Regions from separate parts of the Homo sapiens genome. Here region 2 is linked to region 1. The links are chromatin loops, found by intact Hi-C in ENCODE. Cell type or tissue: heart left ventricle. All regions are shown on one strand. Each heading gives the region's core, and the rest is flanking DNA. Links, peaks and the distances in the headings are about the cores only. Region 1 overlaps SGCD (sarcoglycan delta). Region 2 overlaps SGCD (sarcoglycan delta).

The links. Hi-C counts contacts between places; a loop is a spot of excess contacts. Peaks named below come from ENCODE experiments on the same cell type or tissue, not always from the same donor. Only the 100,000 strongest peaks of a DNase experiment are listed, where the experiment ranks them.
Region 2: it touches region 1 in a loop (2.6-fold over the local background); 3 of 110 quality-filtered maps call a loop at or near these places.

The regions. Positions count from the first base shown.
Region 1 is chr5:156,683,138-156,691,137 of GRCh38, forward strand. The region is part of intron 7 of SGCD (sarcoglycan delta); the gene reads left to right. Among named protein-coding and RNA genes, the nearest start is that of PPP1R2B, 160 kb to the right of the region's middle. In heart left ventricle, for the core only: no CTCF peak of the experiment used is centred there; no DNase peak of the experiment used is centred there; H3K27ac peaks cover 5,136 bases.
Region 2 is chr5:156,752,732-156,769,059 of GRCh38, forward strand. SGCD (sarcoglycan delta) reads left to right here. Exons shown (of 9, transcript NM_000337.6): 8 at 4,850-4,973; 9 at 6,486-15,057. The coding sequence ends at 6,659. Among named protein-coding and RNA genes, the nearest start is that of PPP1R2B, 89 kb to the right of the region's middle. In heart left ventricle, for the core only: no CTCF peak of the experiment used is centred there; no DNase peak of the experiment used is centred there; H3K27ac peaks cover 2,089 bases.

The DNA.
Region 1 (8,000 bases), core at 1-8,000:
ATAGATGTTTAGTTCCATCAAATGAACCACATTAGATTGCAGGAAACACCTGAGTGTAGGATTGTTCATGCTGTAAGATTTTATTGAGTTGATAAACTACATAAGCTTTGAAACAGACACAAGCCCATTTACTTCTGCTTTTGTTGCACATTCACTTTTAGGTGTATTTCCTTCATCTTTGTATCCATAATTAGCCAAAAGCATCATGCGGACAGGGTAACTTTTCTTTCCTCTCTATTTTATCCCCAGTATCAAACACAGTGCCGAATGCATGGAAGCTAGTAAATATTTGTTGAAGGAGAGATAAATAAGATTAAATCCAAATCAGCCGACATGGTTAATCCTAAGAGAAGGGATGAGCAATTCTGTAGACAACATTATATTTTGCTGAGTTATAGAAATTCTTCTATTTCTCTGGCCTGACACAGGTCCAAATGTCTTTATCAGACAAAAACAAAAAACCTTCCTGGTAAGTTAATTAAGAAGAATGACAAAGCCAGCAGTTACAAAGCATCTAAACCCCTATTCAATACCTTGAACTTTGCATTTGCATAGACCTGAGTGAAATCCCTGGCTTTGTCACTACACAGTCACGTGATCTTGAGCAACTCTCCTTAACTCTTGGATGCTCAGTTGTTCCATCTGAAAAGACAAATCATAATTGATTCATCTCATAAGGCCTCTATGATATTTGGTAGACAAAGTGCCAGCACACAGAGACATCTAATGGAATGACATAGCTATTCTAATTCAAGGGAAACTTTCAGGAGTTTAAGATTAATTTAGTGAGACTCCACAAAAAGTTGAGACCAAACTACAAAAATGACAGCCCAACAAATTTTAACTCATATGTTCACTAGTTGATTGTCTCGTGTACAAAACTGTAGATTCATAAGCCAGGGACGAGGTTTGTCTTGTTTATTCCCATGTGGTACTAAGTACAGGGCCCTGCACATAGTAGGTCATTAACAAACATTTGAATAATGAATGAATGAATAAGTAAATTTCCACATAAGATGTTATGAATTACCAAACTAGTTAGTGCTCTGTGGTCTACACTAGAGTTGATGTCACTGAGAGTTAGGAAACTGTAGAAAGGTGGATGGCATTCTGGGTGGTGGAGGTGGGGAAGATGATGAAGTGAGGATGCTATGACAAGAAAGAAAGTGTAACACTGCTGTAGTCAGCAGCATGAGCTCCTCCCAGGAGGTCATGGTCATGGATGCTTTTGATGAGGGTTGAATAGTCTTTCACACCTTGACCTCTGTTTTGCTCCTCTGCGCTATAGATTCCAGCTATGGTGAATTATTTCCAGAATCTCAAATGCTTTCTCTTCCTGGATGGCCTTTGAACAGTCCTCTGTTTGGAACACTTCCGTATCCCTTTTATCTATAACTGCTTCTTACTCTTTGGGTCTCAGTTTAGATATCATCTCCTTTTGTAAGGCTTCTGTGAACCCCCAAACTGATTTCAGGCTTTAATACAATCACAGCAATTATTCATCTGTATTGTATTTCCATGCTGAGTTGTTTCTTTCCCCCAGCAGGCTGGGAAAAGACCAGGACAGTCTACATTTACCAGCCTCTAATACATCACAGTCAGTATCCACTGAATGAATAACACCATTCTGAGATGTCAAGCCTCAAAGAATTAGGAATGCTTCTAAAGAAATAGGAAGGTTATGGGGGATGGTTGGGGCTTAAAACTGGATAATTTCCGGTTTTAGTTTTCTTTGAAGTAGCAGAAAACCCAGTGAGTAGAAATATCTAGTAATCAATAAAGCAGGAGTACTAGGGAGAAAAGACAGGGCTGCAGTGGATATCATCTGCAGAAGAGAAAGAAAAACAAAGGGTGAAAAAGATATACTCGCATTTAGGGAATAGAAGGAAGAAGCAGAGCTGACAAAGAAGTCAGATATAGAAGCTTAATGGGAAAGAAACGTTTCTCAAAGGGGTAGTTGTCATTCACCTTGAAAGCAGAAGATTAAAAACCCCTTAAAGGAAAGGGGCAGATGCTGAAAGGAAATGGGTGGTAGAGTGGAGTCAGCTGCTCCAGAATCCAGGGGAGATGCGTCGCAGGGTAAGAACTCAAGTGGGCTACTCGGCCAAGGGCAGCTCTTATCCAAAGAAGTCAGGCTTAGGCTTGTGTTAAGACAATGGAAAGGGAGAGATGGAAGATGGTAGAAAAAAAAGCTCATGGAGGCTGATATGAGCTAGAAAGTTGTCGGTGTTGCTCTATTTTGTCCTGGATCCTTTTAGTTTCTTATGCTTCTTTCCTGCAGGGAAATGGAGTTAGGCATATGCTGTCTAGAATGCTTTAGAAGTTTCCCAAACATTAGACGAAGCAAGCTGCAGAGTGCCATAGAGTAGAAAGGGCCATCAGCAATCCTGATGAGCATCTTTTTGCCTTAGTTTGTAGCTCCTAGGGATGTAGGGTATTTCACTATCCACAGAACCTCCAGCTTGCTTATGTGCTGCCTTGGAACCCTTCCTAAGCTTACCTCATGCATGCATGCCTTGTCAAGAAGCTTACAGTACAGTTGGGGAGATAATGGGGATATTGTCATTTACTTTAGTGTCTTGGCAGTAACCAGTATCTACAGTACCTACTTAACAAATGTTTAGTGAAGTGAAGTCAAGCTGGGCTGATGTTCTTTTATGCCATGAGGCCTGACATACACATTCTTTCTTCTAAGTGAATAAAAAACACTTTAGTGGGAGCTAAATGATGAAAACACATAGACACAAAGAAGGGAACAACAGACACTGGGGCTTTCCTGAGGGTGGAGGGTGGGAGGAGGGAGAGGGGCAGAAAAAGTAACCACTGGGTACTAGACTTATCGTGAGTTTACTTAAATAACAAACTTGCACATATACCTCTGAACCTAAAATAAAAGTTTTTAAAAAACACTTTTGAAAGAATTTTACTCTTCCATGAATTACTAAGAATAGCAGCTACTATGTATTGAACAATGTGTAAAACACTTTACATCTATTTAATCTTCAAAACAGTTCTATGAGGTAGGTTCTGTTTTTATCCCCATTTCATTGATGAGGAAACGAAGGCCTAGAGGGGTTATAGAATTTATTAATCCAAGGTCATATTGCATGTAAATGGCTCAGCTGCCATTCGAATTCAGGTTTGCATAAATCTAAAGACCCCTAGGTTAGCCTGCTCCTCACATGGTCATTTCGTCTCTGGGCCTCTCCATAAGGCATGTACCCAGAAAATGTCAGGACTATGGTAATCTGCAAAGCCACTGTTCTCCTACCTTTTTCCTCCTTTGCCCTCCAGCCCTGGTAGAAGCCAAGGTTGCTTTGTGATTAGCACAAACACTGTCTCATTTAGCAGTAGAACCCTGATGGATAGTCTCTCTAGGCAGGCTAGTATCTTGCACACCATGGGTCCCAGCTGTCTTCATCCTTGAACAGAATCCCTGCTGAACACAGAACAGCCATAGTACTTGATACAAAGCTTACTCAGATGCTGACAGGTTTGTAAGTGTCTAGGGGACAAAGCAGCAGCTGATTATTAAATTTCCTTTAGATCCATCAAATGATTTAAGCAAGGTGCTTCGAGGTAACCAATTTGAGTAACTCCTTTGAGTAACCGGGGACAGCTCTGCTTGAATCTCTGATCAGCTTTGTTTTAGAAATTCTATAGGCAAAGCCAAAGCTACAAGAGAATTTGATCTTTAAGGACTTCACAGGGCCAGTCCTTAAAACTGACCATTTCTTTTCCCGTTGTCAGCCACTGTCAGAATTTAACAACCGTGGCTGTGATTTATTAACGTGTCTGATTCCCTCTGGGGGCAGTCCCATTTTTCAAGGATATCCAATGCTCCAAGCAGCTCTTTGCACAGTGACCATCCATCAGAGGCACCTGCTTCAGTAATCAGCAGCTCCAGATATGCTCATGCCGCACCAGACAATGCTACAATCTCCTGGGAACTGGCATGCAGAGAAATAATGGATTTATAGAAATACACCACTGTGACAAAGTGGGAAGACAGATTAAGCAGAAAAGGCAGGGCAGGCTAGAGGCTGAGGAACATAGGGACAGAATTACAGGAAACCAAGCCACACAACAGTAGCTCTTAACAGGACTGTAGAATCTTAATGCATTCTTCCCACCCAGCACAAATGTGGGGGGCTCAGATTGGGATGGAGGCGGTCTAAAAATCAGCAGAATTAAAAAGACACATTCAAGTGAAACAGGCTTTCCTTGCTTCCCATCTTTTCATTCCATGTTATTTTCTTTTCCTCTCTGAAAACCACTTGGCAAGGATCATGAGACAGAACAAAAAGAAAAGGGGAGGTGAGCTATTTACTGAAGGCATAAAATTCAACTTGTGTTGGCATTATGTCACTGAACTGAATAGCTATCGGAGACTCTCTTTCCTCAACTTTGAATGGGCCCAAAATGTTACTGTTATCAAAGCCGCACATTGAAGAAGACAGCAGATAATGTACTTGGTAAAACAGGCAGCCTCCGCCAGGAAAATGTGTAACGCTTCCATTCACTGACCCTCCTTTCCCTCCGCATCAACTTGTGTCATAAATTGCTATTTGCTGACAAGCTGTGCTGATATGAACCCAATGCTGGTTGCAGCACAAGAAAAACATGCCATTTACTTAGTGCCAGGGAACAACAGCCTTGCTTCTCCCAAGCTGATCACCATGTTGCTGGCTGGTAGAGGGAGAATGGATGGTAACCATCGTTCGTTACCAGCCTAATTCCCAGGTATGCACTACCGTAGCATTAGTGACCAGAGGAAAGACATTCAGCTATTCTAGGAAGCATGAGAAATTTTTCTGACACCTACCCCAGCCCTTCCCAATGTCCCCAACAGATGTACTCACACCACTATCTCACTGCACAGCCAGGTGTACTACAGAACACTTCAGCTTTGAGTTGTCTTGATAATTGTTTTTAACTTCTAATTTCAGGGGTACATGTGCAGGTTTGTTATTAGGTAAACTCGTGTCGCGGGGGTTTGTTGTACTGATTATTTGATCACCCAGGTAATAAGCCTAATATCCTTTAGTTATTTTTCCTGATCCTCTCCCTCCTCCCAATAATTATTCTAAACCAGTTGCTATTTTTGGCATAGTGGCTGACACCTATAAATATTTGGAATTTAAATATTCGTTGAATGAAAGAGTGACCAAATGGATTTTATCTGAATGCATTTATCCACTAGGTTATTCACAGCAAGTACTGTTTATAATGATGGGCTTTCATAGATATTAGCTCATTTGATCTTCATAATAACCAAGCAGCAGCTACTCCACCTGCCCTCTTACTTAAGGGTCTTTGATAGTAAACAACAGAAACTCATTCTGATTAATTACCTAAAAGGGGATTTTTTTAAAGGATGTCAGAAACTCCCCAAATTAACAGGAGGCTGGAAAGGGTCCTAGAGACAGGAGAGAAGTAAGATGGCTTCAGAAGGCTCGCAGGTAGAAATCCTGGGAACCAGCAGAGTCTGATCACAGTGAAGAAACTCTGGTTTCTGCCTCTTTGTCATGGTAGAGTCATATCCCAGGCAGGGCTGCCAGGCTATTTCAGATTGGGTTCCTTCCCCACCCCTTGACTCGATGGCTCTGTTGGATGGTATTCAGTGAGGAGAAAATCCCCAAAGGAAATCTGCAAAGAAGGGGATAGATGCTGGACAGCCAAAAACCTACCAGGGCTATCATATCTCTTGTGCAAATAGGAACATTGAGGCTCAGAGCTTAGCTGATTTCTTCAGTGTTATGCACATGGTGCTTCAAAAACTGATTCAAACCTGGGTTTTCTCACAAATTCCGTATTCTTTCCTTTTGTATGCCACAGTCATATAATGTGTCCATTTACACCTGAAAACAAGTTACTACACACAGTGTACTATCCTAGATTGGATCCTGCATTTTAAAAAGACAAAAAGACATAGAAGACTGGTAAAATCCAAATAAAGTCTGTAGTTTAGTTAATAGTATGGGATTGTACCAGTGTTAATTTCTTAGTTTTGACAAACGTACCTTGGTTATATAAGATGGTGATATTAAAGGAGGCTGGGCAAAGGGTATAGAGGAACTCCCTGCACTATTTTTACAACTTTTCTCGAAATCCAAAATTAATCCAAGTATAAAATGTTGTTTAAAAAACAGATTGATAGCTCTCCTTGGGCTTCTTTGGGACAAAGTGACACACATTTTTGGATAGCCTTCTGATGCAAGGCACATGGAATTCCCGAAGATCTCAAAATGTCAGCCTTTATACAAAAGGAAGCCATAGTCTAGAAAGGGCAGTACCATACCAAAAAGGAATATGAGGGATAGGCATCATATCCCGAAATCTTGGATGAGGCAAAGGAGATCAAGGGGGAAAGTGGTACTTGAGTTTATCATTTAAAAAATGACGAAATTTGGATCTCCAAGGAAAGGGAAGTAGGAAGCATAATCCCTGGATCACAGAAGAATGAGAATGAAATTACCAGTGGTGTAGGCACATGAAAGACCCCACCATCCAAATTGAGAATTTGGGATTTCGTGTTTGTTGGCAATTGGTTGAGGTCATCAGGGCTGTTCTGACTTGACAGGTAGGAGGCTCTGAACAGGAAAGCAAAAGACAGAAAGGATGGTAAGAAGATTATTCAAGATTAAAGATAAGAGAGAATTCAAATCAGTTCTGTGTCTTAAGCCCTGGAAATAGTCATTATGTGTTCATCCAAATATCCAGAACTATTTGATAAAGACACGAAACACTTGCTGTTATTTATAGCAGCCTAGAGAAGCAAACTAAATGTAGAATACAGCTTATGTCTTGTAGTGTCTGTGATATCTTGGTAAATAATTCTCAAAATATTACCCCTTTTAGTGTATGAAATGGCTATTTTCAAAACATAATTTTTATGTTCAAAATATGCCGTTGCTATTTAAACACATATTTAAAAGTGACTGTCTTCCAGACACTGTCCTAAATGCTTTACAAATATTAATTCACTTAATCTTCATATTGTACACCCTTAGAAGGTAAGTACTATACTAGCCCTGTTCTACAGATGAGAGAGCAGAGGAACCAGGGAGGAAGGAAACTTGCCTAGAATTATGGAGTTAGGAAAGAATAGAGCTGAGATTCAAACCCAGGCAGCCTACTGAGCCCATGCTCTTGATCAAGGTGTATTATTATTGTTATTATTTAAAATTTGTGGTTAAAACAGATGATGTTAAAACAACAGTGGGACTCCAAGCTAATGAGTCTTGAAACTGGAAGTTTTTCTGGAAAATTTGGGGAAAAGTGAGCACTCAAGGGAATAGAAAGAGGTGGTATAAGCTAAGCTTTGGTTTGTATGCTGGTGAGTTGTTTTTGAGTAGAGATGTACAGCAAGAAGTCAGACTTACAGAAACTCTGCCCAGGAGTTACAGATAGCACAAACTCTCACATCTAAGCAGAAGCTCATCTGCTTAGATGTGAGAGTTGATGCCATAATAATAAAAGTTATTGTCAGGAAAACAATTATAAATAGAAGACATAGCCAGGTCATTAGTAAATGTCTACTTTTAAGAGGAAGAAAAGGAGTATACAATAAACAGAGTTAGAAGGCAATTTCAGAAGCACAGAAAGGAGAAAATCATTGGTTTAATGTAGCAGAGATGCCAAGGAAAATGAAATCCAAGAATAGTATATTGGATTTAGTAACATGAAAGTCAGTTGTATGGGAAAAAATAGGATGACTGTTAAAGTCAGATGGTTAAGGAGATGGCAAGGATACTGTAGTCTTTGAAAGTCAAAATGAGATCCAGAGCCGGGTGCAATGGCTTACTCCTGTAATCCCAGCACTATGGGAGTCCAAGGTGGGTGGATTGCTTGAGGTCAGGAGTTCAAGACCAACCTGGCCAACATGGTGAAACCCTGTCTCTACTAAAAATACAAAAATTAGCCAAGAGTGGTGGTGGGTGCCTGTAATTCCAGCTACTTGGGAGGCTGGGGCAGGACAATCGCTTGAACCTAGGAAG
Region 2 (16,328 bases), core at 1-8,000, 70 kb after region 1:
TATTTTGTGTCTATTCATAAAATTTAATAATTCAGATCAAAATTCAAAACATTTTAAATTAGAAAACACTAAAATCAGAAGCCCTGGCAACCACTGGCCAGGTTAGATAGAAGAGCAGCTGTCCCCGTAGACAGCATCTCCATCGCCTCATTCACATTTAGGCCAGTGCCACATACCATGTTACTGTTCTGGGAATGTCATTTTACTTACAGCTTTCTCATGGGTTACTCACTGTCATCACCTATTTAGTCTTGGTGGGGGCACCTGAGTTTATGACCCTTGGACTAGAGCCGTGCTTCTCAAAGTGTGGCCCGCCGAAACAAGCAGCATCAGCATCACCTGGGAACTTGTTACAAATGTGGATGTGTGGGCACCCCTCTAGACTTACTGAATCAGTAACTCTAGGGGTGGACCCAGCACTGTTTTCACAAGCCCACCAGGTGATTCTGATGCTCACATTTGAGAACCATTCTTCTTGAAGATATGGCACAGCCTGGCCCGGCCCAGCTCCGGCCCCCACCCTTCCTGGCCACTCCTCCTTTCTGCATCTCTTCAGTGAGGCTCTTCTTTCTCCTCTGAGAGGGTTGCAGTTTCTCCTAATGGAAGTAGTGTTCATTTCCAAGAGTCAGCAGGACCCTTAACTGCCACTCCCATCAGGAGGAAACCTTCCATTTTTCCTTACTACATGCCATCTAAACAATTGTGTTGTGGTCATTAATTTATGGGCAGAGGTTGACGGACATCACTTCAGGAGTGATGCTCTCTGCAGTTTCCACAGGGTTTTGGTAGGAGTGTACTAGTCCATTTTATTACTGCTATAAAGAACTGCCCGAGGCTGGGTAATTTATAAAGGAAAGATGTTTAATTGATTCACAGTTCCCCATGGCTGGGGAGGCCTCAGGAAACTTACAATCATGGTGGAAGGTTAAGGGGAAGCAAGGAACCTTCTTCACAAGGTGGCAGGAAGGAGAAGTGCCAAGCGAAGGGGGAAAGCCTCTTATAAAACCATCAGATCTCATGAGAACTCACCATCATGAGAACAGCATGGGGGTAACCACCCCCATGATTCAATTACCTCCCACCAAGTCCCTCCCATGACACGTGGGGATTATGGGAACTACAATTCAAGATGAGATTTGGGTGGGACACAGCCAAACCATATCAAGGAGCTTTATCTCAGTGGAAAGACTAGCGTGTGAACAACTTCTGTTAAGTCTGCTTGAACATCAAAGGACATTAAGCTGGGCTGTAAAACAGAAAGCCAGTTACCTTTTTTGTCACTGCTTCCAGGAAATCATCATCTCTATTTTGTTGCAGCCTTTCACAATAGGACACTTTCAGAGTAGTGCCCTTTCTCACCACCCTGGTTCTTTCATGGCTGAGATGTGGGGAAAGGCAGGAGTCATTTCTGAGTCTACCTCTCCGGCCTGGGTCCCTCCTGCTAATCTCAGAGGCCTAGGCAGTGGGCAAGAATAAAGCGAATTCTAATGCCTGTCTGAAATGCCAGTCCTGCATCTGATAAAGCTCTGTAAGCTCCATACTTTTTTTCTATTTCAAGCTTTCTTTTTCACCAAACTATTCTGTTTATATTGAATCATTCACTTTGAACTCTATGTACCAAGTTTGAACACATTCCAAATATCCTAAATTTGATATTGCTGAAGTAGACCGTTTAAATAAGTTATAAGAAATACTGTATAACCATGAAGTATGCATCACCCAGCCATATATACTACTATTACCTCACTATTGTTTACATAGATTGGTTTTAGAAATTTAAGCATTAACTTCTTGAAGAAAGGATTACAGAAAATAGGGGTAAAGATACAATAGATGGAAAGAAATACAGTTATTCTGGAACTAATATGGTATAAACAAATATTAGCTTTGGAGTCCACTAAATTGAATTCAAATCTTGGCTCTGCCATTTTACTAGGAGTATAACCATGAGCAAGTCACTGTACCATAGATTCCTTGTTTGTATAATCAGGACTATAGAAACACCAGATTGATAGGTTTTGGTGAGGATTAAATGAGATAACACATTAGCAGTGTCACCACCTAGTAACAAACCCCCCAATAACACATAGCTGATGTTTAAGGCAAGAAATAAGACCAGCAAAACAGATCAGAACAAATTCTAAATGGAGTTCAGATCTCTTCTAAGGAAATTGTAGAACATATTCTACAAGTTTTGATAAGTAACATATTCAAAACTTATTTCGGGAAGATATATTTTTGTGTGAAGTTCATTGGGAAAAAGGAAAAACTAGAGACAAAACTTGAGACACAGTTACAATAGTCCGGGTTACAGGCAACCCTTTCATAACCCCCTCCTGGTGATTCTCATGCTCACATTTGAGAATGCTTCTAAGAAATTTTAGGAAGAAAAGAGGAGGGAAAGGAAGAAAGATTTGTCCATGGTCATTTAGTGGCCACTCCATGGCTTGATTCTGAAAACGGAGAAGTTCTGAGTTAAAAGACGTGTTAACTGAGGGAAGAAGGAAGAAAGAGAAAAGATGACAGGAGGACTCTCACCTTGGCAAGGGGGATGATGGCAGTGACACTGGTAAGAGGTGAGCAGGAAGTATAGTAAAAGCACAAACTCATCCTACAAGGAGAAAGGTATCGACATTAGTGGAAACAGAAGCAGTTAGAAAACTTAGGATAAACTGTGTGCATCAATCAGACTGTATAGGAGAGAAAACACAGAGAATGGCAAAAAAAACCATCTTCATATCTCAAAAGTGAGAGGGAGTCAAGAGCACAGGGGCAGCTCCAGTTAGTTGGATTAAGGTTCTAGACCAGGCCGTACTGCACAGACATCACTTTCTGTTGTCCTGCTACTGAGTCCCTCTCCCTGTTGCACTGACATTATCAAACCAAATGCAAATGAGATGAACCACAATAATGGGCAGAACTGCACCTGGTTCAGCACAACCTGGTGAAGGTCTTAAGAGGAGGGGAGGTGGGGAGTGGAGGATTTTTGCCACACCCAAAGGGGTGAGACCACAGAAGAAAAAATTATTTACATAGAAACTCAGGCCAATCCTTTCGTAAGTACTCCAGGACTATTGCTTCTCTTGATGATTTTAGTTGAGTCATTGTAGGGGGGGACAATTCAAGGGAGAAGGCTGCTGCCTGGAAGCAATCCTCAGGAACCTAGACCTGAAAAATGTGGATGAGCTCTCTCTTGGCATTTGTGCAATGTGGCTGGGGGTTGCTCCGTAGTGGATCTTACTGGTCAGCTTGCTCTGTTTGCCACTTACTGAGGCCCAAGAGGCTTTACCCTACTCAGAGGCAGTGGCAAAAACAGAACAAAGAATCAATAGTGGGCAAGGAGAATGAGGTTCCTTTTTAACATGTTTAAGGTGTCTGAAAGTTAGAAGCACTGAAATTAAATTCAGGAAATTGGTCTGGATCAGAGTGTTTTGAGAACCATTGCTGAGGTCTCCGTTCCTACGTTAGGATACTTTCTTTGTAACAGAGAGGAGGATCTTCATACATTCCTATCTGGTAATAGTATTAAAATCAATTGGGTATGATGGTTCACGCTTGTAATCCCAGCACTTTGAAAGGCCAAAGAGAGAAGATCACTTGAGCCCAGGAATTTGAGACCAGCCTGGGCAAACATAGCAAGACGCTATCTCTACAAAAAATTTAAAAATTAGCTGCCCGTGGTGGCACATACCCAGCTACTCAGGAGGCTGAGGCCAGAGGATCACTTAAGCACAGGAATTTGAAATGGCAGTGAGCTATAATTGTGCCACTGCACTCCAGCCTGAGCAACAGGGTGAGACCCTGTTTCTAAGAAAAAGAAAAATAAAATTAGAATATTTAGGGGATGGTTGAGTTTCAGTTAATGTTTTTCTCATTATATGAATTAGGCAAAAAGCTTCCTCCTAAGGAGTATTATCCTGTTTTGCCATCATAATTAGCATAGAATGTGGCTGATTCTCTTGATTTATTTTTTATCTTACATACCATAAAATTCACTCATCTGCAAGTTTTCACAAATACATAGAGACCTGTAACCACCACTGCAATCAAGTTCCGTCACACAAAACATGTTTTCCTTATGCTGTCCCTTTGCAGTCAGACCACCTCCCCTCCCAGCCCCTGGCAACCACTGACCCTCTCTGCAGTGCAGAAATGACAGCTGCATTGAAGGTTAAGGCCTGAGGCTTTCTTATGATTGGTTGGTATTGTAACAATAGTAACAGCAGTAATAGTAATATATAATACATATTTGCATTTCTATTGTGTCAGGCACTATTTGAAGCACTTTATAGATGAGGAAACTGAGGCTTTAAGAGATTTTAGAAAGGAAAGAGGAGGTAAAGAAAGACTTACCCATGGTCATTTAGTGGCCACCCCATGGCTTCACTCCAAGCATGTCAGACTCCTAGACCCATTTTTTTAACCTCTATCTGATTCTGCCTCCATGGAAGATACAGAAGCAGGACAAAGTAGAAAGGATACCTACCAATTCCAGGAAGCTCGGTTTAGATCCGGGATTGACTTACTTTTACAAAAAAAAAAAAAAAAAAAAAAAAAAAGCTTATATGAGTTTGATTAATTATACCAATAAAACAACACTTGGATATAAGATCAAGTGAAACCAGGATCCTAGAACACTTTCCTTACAGCCTTTGTAAAATGCAATGAAGATAAAGCCTAGACTTATTATGCTCCCTGTCATAAACTTGACCAGGTTGTAAAGCAAAACTTTAAAAAATTCTCTGATCAAATACTGGAATGCTTTGTTAATGTCCTTGAGCATGAACTTCCTTTTGTATTTATTAAAAAGAAAAAGGGATCTTTATTGACGATCTTGGGTGTTTTTCAGGTTGGAGTCCCCAACCCGGTCTCTAGTGATGGAGGCCCCAAAAGGAGTGGAAATCAATGCAGAAGCTGGCAATATGGAAGCCACCTGCAGGACAGAGCTGAGACTGGAATCCAAAGATGGAGAGGTGAGGGATGAGAAGGACAGAAGTTCAAAGAGCTACAGCTTCAACAGGCCAACCCTTCCCATAACTGGTTGACCTCGGAGTTGGATCCTACAGTGTATCAACAAAAGGAGCCAAGCAGGTTTTATTTCTGAAACAATTAATTGAGCAGCATGATTATAAGCCAAACCCACAATCCATCAAAGTGATGATTTCTTATTTGTAAAATGCAGAGATAATGGCATGTATTCCAAGTACAGAATTATATGACCATGAAAATGAATGCTATTTTCAAATTCTCTCTTGTCACCTTAAAATAAGATTTTGTTAGCCAACATAATTAAGCTGTATATATTATACACATCTGGCTCAAGATGAACTTAATTTACTTGTCATTACTTTGTGTCACATGTTTCTGTTTTCACTGAAAATGGGGAGGCAGATTGAACAGCTGTCCCAACCAGAACAAGCCAAAACTTTATAGGGTAAGACTAGGCAGCAAGGGAATGAAACACTGCAGATATTCATTCTCTTATGCCAACACAGTCCCAGCTGGGTGAACAGAAATGCTGCTTGTGTTTTTGCTAGCAAGACAAGCCAATTACTACCCACACCCAAAATGTGATTTGTCTGTAAACTTTTAAAAATGCCTTCAAAGTGCTCATAAGTGAACTTTGCTATTTAATCATAGAGTTAAAAAATCTGTGTGTTTTTTTTTTTTTAAGAAAAATGCTATTCCACCTGACTATTCAATGAGAGAGGTTATCAGTCTCTACCTGCTTCTATACATCCACTCGATGGATATAAAAGTCCCCCTTTTGATTGGTATGGCATTTCCTATTTTGTTTTAGAAGAGATAGTCAGAACATTCAGTTATCACAACTGCCTCTTCAAGCAGCTACAAACTGCAAACCACACACATATAAAAATAGTGGCTACCTCACATATGCAGTTTATAGCTATCAGAATTTGAACTCTGGAGGAATCAGTTATAATCGTAAATCTAATGGCAGCTTCCACAACTGCTTATTTTTATAGGCATATTTTTATAGGCATGTTTTTCTCAAAGTATATTCTATAGACCATCAGCCCCATAAATTGTTAGAAAAAAAAAAAGCAGAAAGGCTCACTAGCATTTAAAAGTTGGAAAATGTTACATACTCTATTCTCTTCTTGAACACTCACCTTGCACACAGTCATAGTAGGATCTGGGAAGTCCCATAGTAAAGAAAATTGTTAAATGTCACATTTTCACATTTATTTGACTCTAGGACTCTATTTACATTCTGTATGACATTTTTTTGCAAAATGCTAACATAGATCAATGCAGCATTATCTTGCTAGAATCTAAGCTTCTGTGAAGGTAGAGACTTTCCATCTTGTTGGTATCCAAATCCCCAGTACCAAAAATAATCAACACATAGTAGGTGCTCATTAGATTTCAGTTGAATTGAACATTCACTTGCTGTTTCTGAATGTCAAGAGAAGAGACGACAGCCTCTGACCAATGCTTTCCTTCCTATTCTCTGTCTTTAGATTAAGTTAGATGCTGCGAAAATCAGGCTACCTAGACTGCCTCATGGATCCTACACGCCTACAGGAACGAGGCAGAAGGTCTTCGAGATCTGCGTCTGCGCCAATGGGAGATTATTCCTGTCTCAGGCAGGAGCTGGGTCCACTTGTCAGATAAACACAAGTGTCTGCCTCTGAAAGACTATCCATAGTGGACATTGTTGGCAGCATAAAGGCCTTTTTTGGCTTTAGACACTGGCTGCCAGCTATTTTTACTAGAACACAGAAAGCCTATCAAAGACCTTGTGTGTATGTGTACGTGTGTGTGCGTGCTTGAGTGTGTTCGCGTGTGTGGGTGGATATAAATATATATAAATATATATAAATAAATATATATATCCTCTGTATAAAATGAGGTTTCAGTACAAAAGGAACCATGGGTGACCCTGCGATATCCACTGTCATTTTCCATCCCATCCCCACCACCTGAGTGACAGAAATCTAAACACACATCCGTCCCAACATTCCCCAGACCATTCAGAATCACACAGCGTATTAAACACTGACAGAATCTTCATCTAGATATTCGAGTAGCAGCATATCTTCTCTTTTAGTGTCATTACGAGGGAGTGATGGCGGGAATCTCAGTCGCACTCAAGCTCTGAGACCTTTGTATCAAAAATAGGCATTTGATTTCCTGTTTTAGCTTTAGTAAGGCTGGCTAACTTCCCCCTCTTCAAGCTAGGAACTGGCAATGCTGTAGAAGTCAGCCGTAGGAATTCAAAATGGCTGGCCTACCTTGGCTACCAGACATATTGGGGTTTTTGTAGTTGAATGAATGAGGAGGATGAATTTCAGCAAATTTTGAACTGCTCACCCAACTTCTGCTATCTTGCTCCCTCCAAACTCACAGATTCTCCTACAGTCAAATTAGGAGCTGTAAATCAGCACAAAATAAGATAACAGCTGTTCCTCAGTGAGCTGGAAGCTACTTAATGGCCTGATGGGCAATGAACAAACGGGTGATATGTCTCTGTTTAAGGGAAAAATGGCTTAAAAGCTGTTCTGTTCTCACTTCTGACTTTAACCAAAAGATTTCAACCCACAATGATCAGGTCAATCAAAATCCCTAAGAGCAGAACTCCTACCCCAAAAGAAGCCTGGAAGTCTAATTAAGAGTAGCATAAGGAACCTAATTATGTTTACCATGTTTCTTGGGATTGGTGGGAAATGTCAAAACATGCCCTTTATTTTTAAAGGCATTCACAAACTCTCTGACTTTGTTCTTCTTATATATTTTTTCAGTGCCGGGATATTCATATTCCTAAAGCCACTATTGTGTTTTCTCTAAGAAGCACTACATGCCACCAGAATTGTGCACTGAAAGATAATACAAACTGAGTGTCTTTATGAGAATCACTGTGTCCCCTGAGGCCCAGCAGTACCTGCTTCCCTGTATGTGGAAGCAGCACCTCATTCCCGCCATCAGCTACCTCTCATCACCCCACCTTCATCATCATGCTCCAGGGTCACCCTGGCCAGCTCTTGTGCTGGGACAGGGGATTACACCATCTCTGTTCAAAGAGGGGGAAATGTGCCTATGCCTTAAGTCAATGCACTCAGCAAGGAGAAGCACATCTTATTTATCTTGTTACCTATAGTTTACTTTGGGTGATTGGAGGGGAATGACTTAGTTATGACTGGACATCTTAAAAGCTGATAGACAAGCCAAATGGCTGGCAGATGATGTGGATTTCAAAGAGCCCAGAATGAACTCATCACTGGCTTAGACAGTCCTGGATGCCATTTGGAAAGTAGTGGCCCTGCAAGCCTAAATGAAGTAGTATTTGTAGGCCTGGGTGGCATTTGGATTTTTCTTTTCCCTCAACAAGGTTTTACTTTTTCTTACTTTACAAGCAAGGGAAGTTTTGTGATAGGAGAGAAATAAAAGATTTGATATTTTTTGAGATGACACTCAAGCATCAGGCTGAGATTTGCACACATGGGATGTAAAAGCAAGCTGTGTGTTGCTTAGTCACTTACTTAGAAGTAGATGGTGGGGGACAGCGGCGTGGGTCCTAGCCTGGCCAGTGATGCTGCTGGCGTCCAGACCCCAGACTCACTCCAAGCACTCTTGTTCAATATCTCATGCAGAAGAGTTGGGCTGGTCACTCTTAGGGGTGAGACCCCGTGATTGGTTGGTTTGTAGCACTAAGGTCTAAAAAGGAAAACCATAAAAGACATCAGATTACGCTGGATCAGTATAATTAATATTCCATAGGGCCATGTTGCCAGAATCTGTATGTATCAATACAGGGTTTTTCCAAGCCAGGAAACGCCCTCCTTGGCTACTAGGAGCACCTATCCCATATCATTCAGATAAACAATGATAGCTACAAAGTCATTTGTGGCTAGATAGGTTAAGACAGGTGATTTTTTAAAGTAGACTGTCTTTGCATTTTGCCATCTGAAGTTCATTAATCTTTAGATGACAAAAAAGCAAAAAGTTCCCAGAACGTTTTTGCTTAGATTTTGTTCTAATCACCACGTGAAGGAATGAGATTAGCACCACAAGTTTCATGCCAATAAAAGAGACTGGTGTGATCCCACATGCAAAATTTAATCCTAAGGGTAGTGAGATCACAAACAGAATAAAAATAAGAGCAATCAACCATATAAATCAAGTACCTATTGGGAACAGACATAACATTCAATTTTTCATTTATGCTAAGTGACCACAGTATACAAAGTAATAAGCAGGAAATTTGATATGGGTTAAATTATGCATTTTGTTCAGATTTTGGAAATTGGTATGCATTATAAGTTTCTCAATGTACATCTTTTTATCCCAACACCCTCAAACTAGAATATTTGTCAGTGGTCAAGAGAAAAAATTTTACCTGAATTCTTGGGGGCCGGCGGGGAGCTTTTACATTAAAAATCTACTAACGCCTACTTTTTAAAAAATGAGATTCTTTCTAATCTTTATATATGACATTTTCTAGACAATCGCACCTTTGGGTATATTAAACAGCTGGTATCATAACAAAGAATCCAAATGAACCTTCAATATACTAGAAGTTCTAGTAGGTTAATATTGTTCAGAAGATTTTTACAAATTAAAAACTGATTTCCAAATATGTTCAACATTTACTTCTATTTGATATCTGCTCAAGAAGTCATAGAAGTCTTGGGAAACTATTCGAGTATCACAGAGGTTTTCAAAAGCCCTTATGGTGACATCTACCTAGGTAAAAGCCTGACATGTGGCTTTATAATTGTTATGTTACCCAAGGGATAAACTTGAACTGGCTTTGAACATCCTTTAGGTCATTTTCTCTTTGGATAATTTTCATCGCATATCCAGCAACTATAGACCAAAGTTTGCTTAAGGTTTGACCCTAGAGCAGAGGTGGGCAAACTATGACCTGGAAACCAAATCTGACTTACCACCTTTTCCTGTAGTTAAAGTTTTATTGTCACATAGCCACATACATTCATTTACATGTTTTCTGATTTTACACTACAGCAGCAGGATGGAGTAGTTGTGTCAGAGACTATGTATCCCACAAAGCATAGATTACTTACTATTTAGTCCTTTACAGGCAAAGTTTCCTCACCCCTGACCTAGAGGTTTTTGTGGTATGCATTGGATATAGCAGGAAAGAAAGCACATTTCCAAACAGCAGGGAGTAAGCTTACATTTCTGTGTAGGTTTGGGAATATAGTTACTTGGCAAAGTCTTTCAGGAAGGAAGCCCTTCCTTATGTTACATGTGGAAAGCCTGCCTTCCAAGACATGTGGAAGTAATTGATCCACCTGCCAGAGAAACACAGGCTCAGAGGATGCCTGGGAACAGGGAGGATGGGATTAGTGGAAGCTTAATGGAAAAGGAAAGTTATGATCCTCCAAGACCCTTAATTGATAGACCATACCAGGTTCTGCAGGTCAGCATCATTGTGTAATGAGAGTGAAGTAGGGGACCCTGTGGTTCAACCTTAGAATCTGTTTCCTGTAGGCTCTTTCTGCTGTCTATATTCATTAAAGTTTTCCACTTCACCCTCCCATAGTCTAGAGGGATGCCCATTCCATGGTCCTCCAGAGAATAGTTTTGACTTAACATGTCTGTTTAGCCCACATCACGTCAGTTATCAACACCGCCACTGTGCTTACTGTTCCTACAGCCACACCAGGCTTGAAGAGTTAGTGAGACCAACAAATAATTGGAAGTATTGGAAAAAGCAAAATACATGGGGACAAAAAAAATACAGTGAAATTCTTTTTATCAAACTGATGCTGTGAGAAACCAGATGAATGCCAGTTTGGCTTTATTTCTAAGAATCTGGGTCTTCATTCTCTGGTGTAGAAGGAATGCAAAAAACTATAACAACAACAACAAAAACATATTTTGAAAAGACATATTCTGACATCTCTGCTTGTGTGTGGTAAGGCAGGTTCCTATCAGACATTTATCCCTTTGGTCAAGATCCCTTTTGCTCATCCAGGGTTTCATACTCAATATCGCTTAAAAAAAAAAAAGTATCAGCTAGGGATGACTCTGGAAGTATGAGTATCATGGTGGGGAGGAAGGAATTTTTTTTAAATGTAAATGACCCCCATTTACCAGACCCTAATCAAAGTCACTTAAGGGAATCCCTCAGCCTTTTATTTGGAAACAGTTGAAATAAACTGGCAGCAGCTAGATCAGAGTATCTTGCTTTATTTTATAAAGGCCAAAGGTAGTATGAAGTTTGGACCAAAAAGGTAAATAGATCCATTCCAGCACCTGATACTGATTTTTCAAGGCTCTATGAAAGGTCAAAAATTTCATTAAACAAGACCAGTTCTCCCTCTTCCCCCTGTCCCAAGAAATCTTAGGCATGAAAAGGATAAGGAAACAGCTCCTGGAATGATACATTTGCATAGTGCCCTAGTAGCAGGTTGGGAAAAAGTTATAATATAAGAAACAACCTTCGAAAACAGGCCTTTTATCTCAAAGATAAAATGTCTTTCTTGTGGTCTTTCATCACTATCTCCGTGGTGGAAGGTTCCCCTAGTTCCAACATATTTCCATTAAAATAGTCAAAGCCACGGCATTGGGATGTCAGATGCCTCTCTTTCTTTGTGGTAATCGGAATTTAAAATTATACAGTTGCCTCTGAATTTCTCATGCACAAAGCCAAACCACTGATAAGAGATAAAGCAGTCTGAAGCCTGCTGCTTCAGCCAGCACAGCACACCACACACGCTCGCACTTTCAAAAGCAATGTGATTTCTATGGTTCTTAAAAGCTTTCTTCATAAGGGAGTCCCTGAAATTTCTCAAGGCAGGTTTGAATGGCAAAGGGAAAATAATTACTTGTGGGAGGTCCTCCTTTTGAGTATTGTTAGAGCATACATGTAAAAGAAAATAACCTTTTTGGGGCAACTCATGCTCACACATGCTGTTTTCTTTGGTTCTCCCCCTACCTTCCTTTTGTAGATATTGACAGAATAGGAGGAAATGAGCATCCTTATTTGAGAAAGAGCAAGAATGTCATGAGCCCTTGATGCAATAGTAAGTGTGATGTCATCATACAGTGTTAATGATGCTATCAAATCCATCAATAAACAGTCTCAAACCTTCCAACAACAGTGCTCACTGCTGCTCCTCAACTTCAGCCCAGCAAGCAGTAATATCATCACCCATTTTGAGATATGCAGGTGGAATAGAACAAAGAAACAGCCACTGTAATCGAGAAGCATGTTTACTGTCTAAATCCACCTGTTGCAGTAGGAAGCCAGAGTGGGGTTCCAAATGCCTCATTAAGTATGTGGACAGCCTCACTAGTAAGTGAGTGAATTTGGCTTCATCACTGAACATTAGCTAAGGTCAGCTTAATAACACAAATATGAGGCCGACTTCTTTGCGAGAAGAGAAAAGAAAACATCTGCTTGATTTAAAATCCACCCCACATGCCTAGAGTTGTCTAATAGTCCCTCACTTTCCAATGGCTTCACATCCTACTTCTACATTTGGGGTTTTTTGGTGAAATCAGAGATAGCTCAGGATTTCATAAAACGAGAAACTCCAAACTGGTCTATTAGGTTCCATGGGAACACTTGTAGCCAAAGGATTGTCTGAGGGCAGGAAGACGACACTTGTCAACAAGGAAGACAGTGTTTCTTTAGTTCCCATATTCATCTAATTCATGGGGTTCTAACATTTTGGGGGGCCATAGATTCTTTTGACAATCTGAGCCAATCTATGAAACTTCTCCCCAAAAAGAACCACCCCACAAAATCTTGCAAAACGTAAGAGATTTTCCTGGATCTGAAGCTACCCGAAGACATGGGAAGAGTTGTATTCTATTATTCAATTTTAAGAATATTTATTAATATTCACTGAGCTATTGCTAGCCACTGTGCTAAACATTTTACATACATTCTCCTATTTCATCCTCAAAACAATCCTTTGAGTTGGGTTTTAATATAGTTCCAATATTCGGATGTGAAAACTGAGGCTTATAGTGGCTAAGAAACTTGCCCAAAGCCACTACCTAGAAAATGGCAGAGCTGGAATGTAGGTTTAACTCCTGACCACTATGCTATAAAGTCACCACATGTCAAACTAATTTTCAAGTTGTTGGGACATGTCCCCTACTAGGTTTTAAACTAGATCTTCCTTGGTAGATGAAGCTATAGAACTTCTATTTTCCCTGCTTTCTGTAGTCTCTCACAGTGACAGCATCTATACTAAAGTATAGATACCTAAGGGGAAAATATAGAAAGCCTGCCTGAATAATAGAATCTAGAACAACAACAAAAATATTAATTTTTTCTGTGTATGCTTAGGTCAAGCTTAAAAAAAAAAAAAAAAGACCGGAAAATACCTGGGTTGTTAGCCTCACATTTAGGAAAAAATTGTAATACTCAGTTATCTGTGTGTGTGGCTAAACAAGTCAGCATTTCTGCACACATACATCTCTTTCCTTTATACTTCCCTTCAAAAGACAAATATCTTACTTTTGATCTTTGACACTATTTGGTCAGTATTCTTCTTTACCTTTACTTGTGGCAAAACTCAAGGAAGCGATCAAATAGAGGGAAGCTCATTTCTATCATTGTCTCTGTTTCCCTATAAGAAAGAACTACCAGGGACTCACTGACTGCATTAGGCATACAATGTCAGAGCTGAGCTGACCACTCTGGTCCTGTAATGTCTTTGGCCTCACACCTTGGCAGCCATCATTAATGGGCCATACCCTTCCCCAGGTGCAGAATTCTCCTCCCCAGAGCACTCAGGCCGTTACTACCAATTTATCTGAGTTGGAAATAAGACTCATTTGCCAGTTCTTATTTTTAAAGTGGCACCCTTTAACTTTGAACCTGTGTATTTTACACTGGCATCCTAGATTCAGCAATGAGGTTTGGTGGTGTTTCAACTAGGAAGGGAGAAAATGAGTGCATCTGAAGTTCCTTACAGCTTGGTTTCTTTGGAATGCTTTCATCTTCTAAGCAAAGGGATCAGGGTTTGATCTGTAAGAGTTAAAAAGACAAAGTCATTTTGAAGAATTAACTCAGCCAGGGATCATGCAAAAAGATTAGAAACCATAATGCCCTTGTTAAAGCCCTGCTGTCAACCTGCCTTCACCCAGAGCTTAGAGGGCCACAGCAGCAAAGAGGTTGGGGTCCATCCCTCTCTGATGTGCTTTTTCCACAACACATATCTGGTCCTCTGGCAGGATTGTGGATAGAGCTCCTCACCATACCCAAAAGACTCAGCCCCAGTGCCAGTGCTTTCCTGGTTCAACAACCCACCACAAAACCTTAGTAAAAGGATGAGCCAAAAATGAAAAAGACTCGACTCTACAGTAAGTCAGTCAGGGATTTCCTTTTTAATGGTTTAAGACATCCAAATGGCAAGCCAGGAATAGATACCATTAAAGGGTCTCATAGGACTAACCTTACCAGAGCCAGAAATCTAGCTCTCTGGAAGAGATGCAAGATTCTAGAAAAGTAAAGGGAAGTGTCGGCACATCTAAATTTAGTGAACACAAAATTAATTTTTATCTAGTCTGTGACGGAGGGAATAAAGTTTTTCATGTATCAACCACCTCCCCCAGTCAGGTTTCTCCCTTTTTGAGATTATGAAGAAGCTGAGACATACTTCTTAAGGAGGTCGTGTTTTAGAAGGAAAAGGCAGAGGCTATCCATCATTATGCTGGCTAGATGCGCTTCTGAAGAAGCCGGATTCTGATGTTCTTAACCAAAATGGTGAGGTCATGGAAGTCCCATTTGCTTGGAGATTTTGAAAAAAAAAAAAAAAAAAAACCCATTCCCATAAAGTAATTGAGTTCAGCCTTTGGATTATTTTTGGTTTGGTTTTTCTCTGGTTTTGGGTGTGATGTAAGAAGAGCTTTTTAGTTTTGTTTTGAATAACATCAATCCTTGCACACTCTATGCAAAAATTTTGTAAGCATTTCAATAATGCTATGAATTACAAGGAACTATTTTAACTTTATTACACTTTCTGTATAAAAAATTTGTATTTAATATTATTTCGACCACAGTCTTGTAAAATATATTAATAAAAATAATGATTGGTAAGAAGGAAAGCACCCTTGTCCACTTCTTTAGGGAATTCCTCTCTCACAGCTAATAAATCAGTCACTCCTATTGACTCTACCTCAGGAATAAATTTTCAGATTAACATCTCTTCCATATCCCTTTGATCAGTTGGGTAAGCCATTTTGACTCTCGGGAAGAAATTCACACAGGTTGCCTTATGAAAAGAGAGCTTACTATAAGGTAAAACATGGCCTGGAATTTGGGAGTCCCCAGGATTTGGAGCATGTCAAGGGAACAGCCATCCTCAATTTCTCTTCTAATGACCTACATAGGCTTCTCTGGCCACAGTTTACTACTGCCCTCTCCACTGCTCCCTTCTCTGTCTTTCAAGAAGCAAGCCAGATTGGTTCCTAATAGGTAAAACCTTTACAACCAAGCTGCTTTAGTGCTCCTGGTTAGCCTACAAATAAGCCATCTTTGAGTCAGGTGCTTATCCCTCATGCTCCCTTAGATGGGGCCATGGGTGAGACAATCGATGAGAGAAGGCATTGTGGCAGAACCACTTGGATCCACTCACCACAATTAATTCTTCATTTTGAGCATCTCATCTCTCCTGGTCTTCCACAACGACAGGTCAGTGGACATGCTAGAATCTGCCTAGAATTTATTCCCATCCAGCACCACCCACCCCAGGATATCATCCTTCATGATCTCATCCACATATCATCTTCTCTCTGTGGCCCTCGTCATTCTTCCTTGATTCCCTCATTTGTTCTAATTTCTTATATAACCCTACATTGTACTATGATTTACCCATTTACCTACCTATCTGGGACCCCAGAAATGCTTATATACATTCCTAAAGTTTATATAGAATCAAATATATATCTAAATTGATCTTCACAACATTATAAGGTAGATAGGTAATTTCCTTATCTAGAATATCTAAACAAATTTTACATATCTAACATGTGACAGAACCAATGTCTTTTCCCAATTGGATTTTCATCTAAGGCCACATCTTATTTCTTACATCCTGACTCCAAATATCACTGAAGCAACATTACAGAACTCCTAAGATAAAAGGATTTGATAAAAATATTATTCCCAGGCAGAGCACAATTTATTTCCAAAGATGCAGTAATTTTATTATGTAGCTTCTGTTTGGGAAAAATTTACCAAAAAACAAACAAACAAACAAACAAAAATCGAAATCAAAGGTAATGAAATCACAATTCAAGAGACTTGGTGAGAAAAACCACTGAATCTTAGCTAAAAAGATAAACTCTAATAAGAGACAGAAAGGCTGTTACTGACA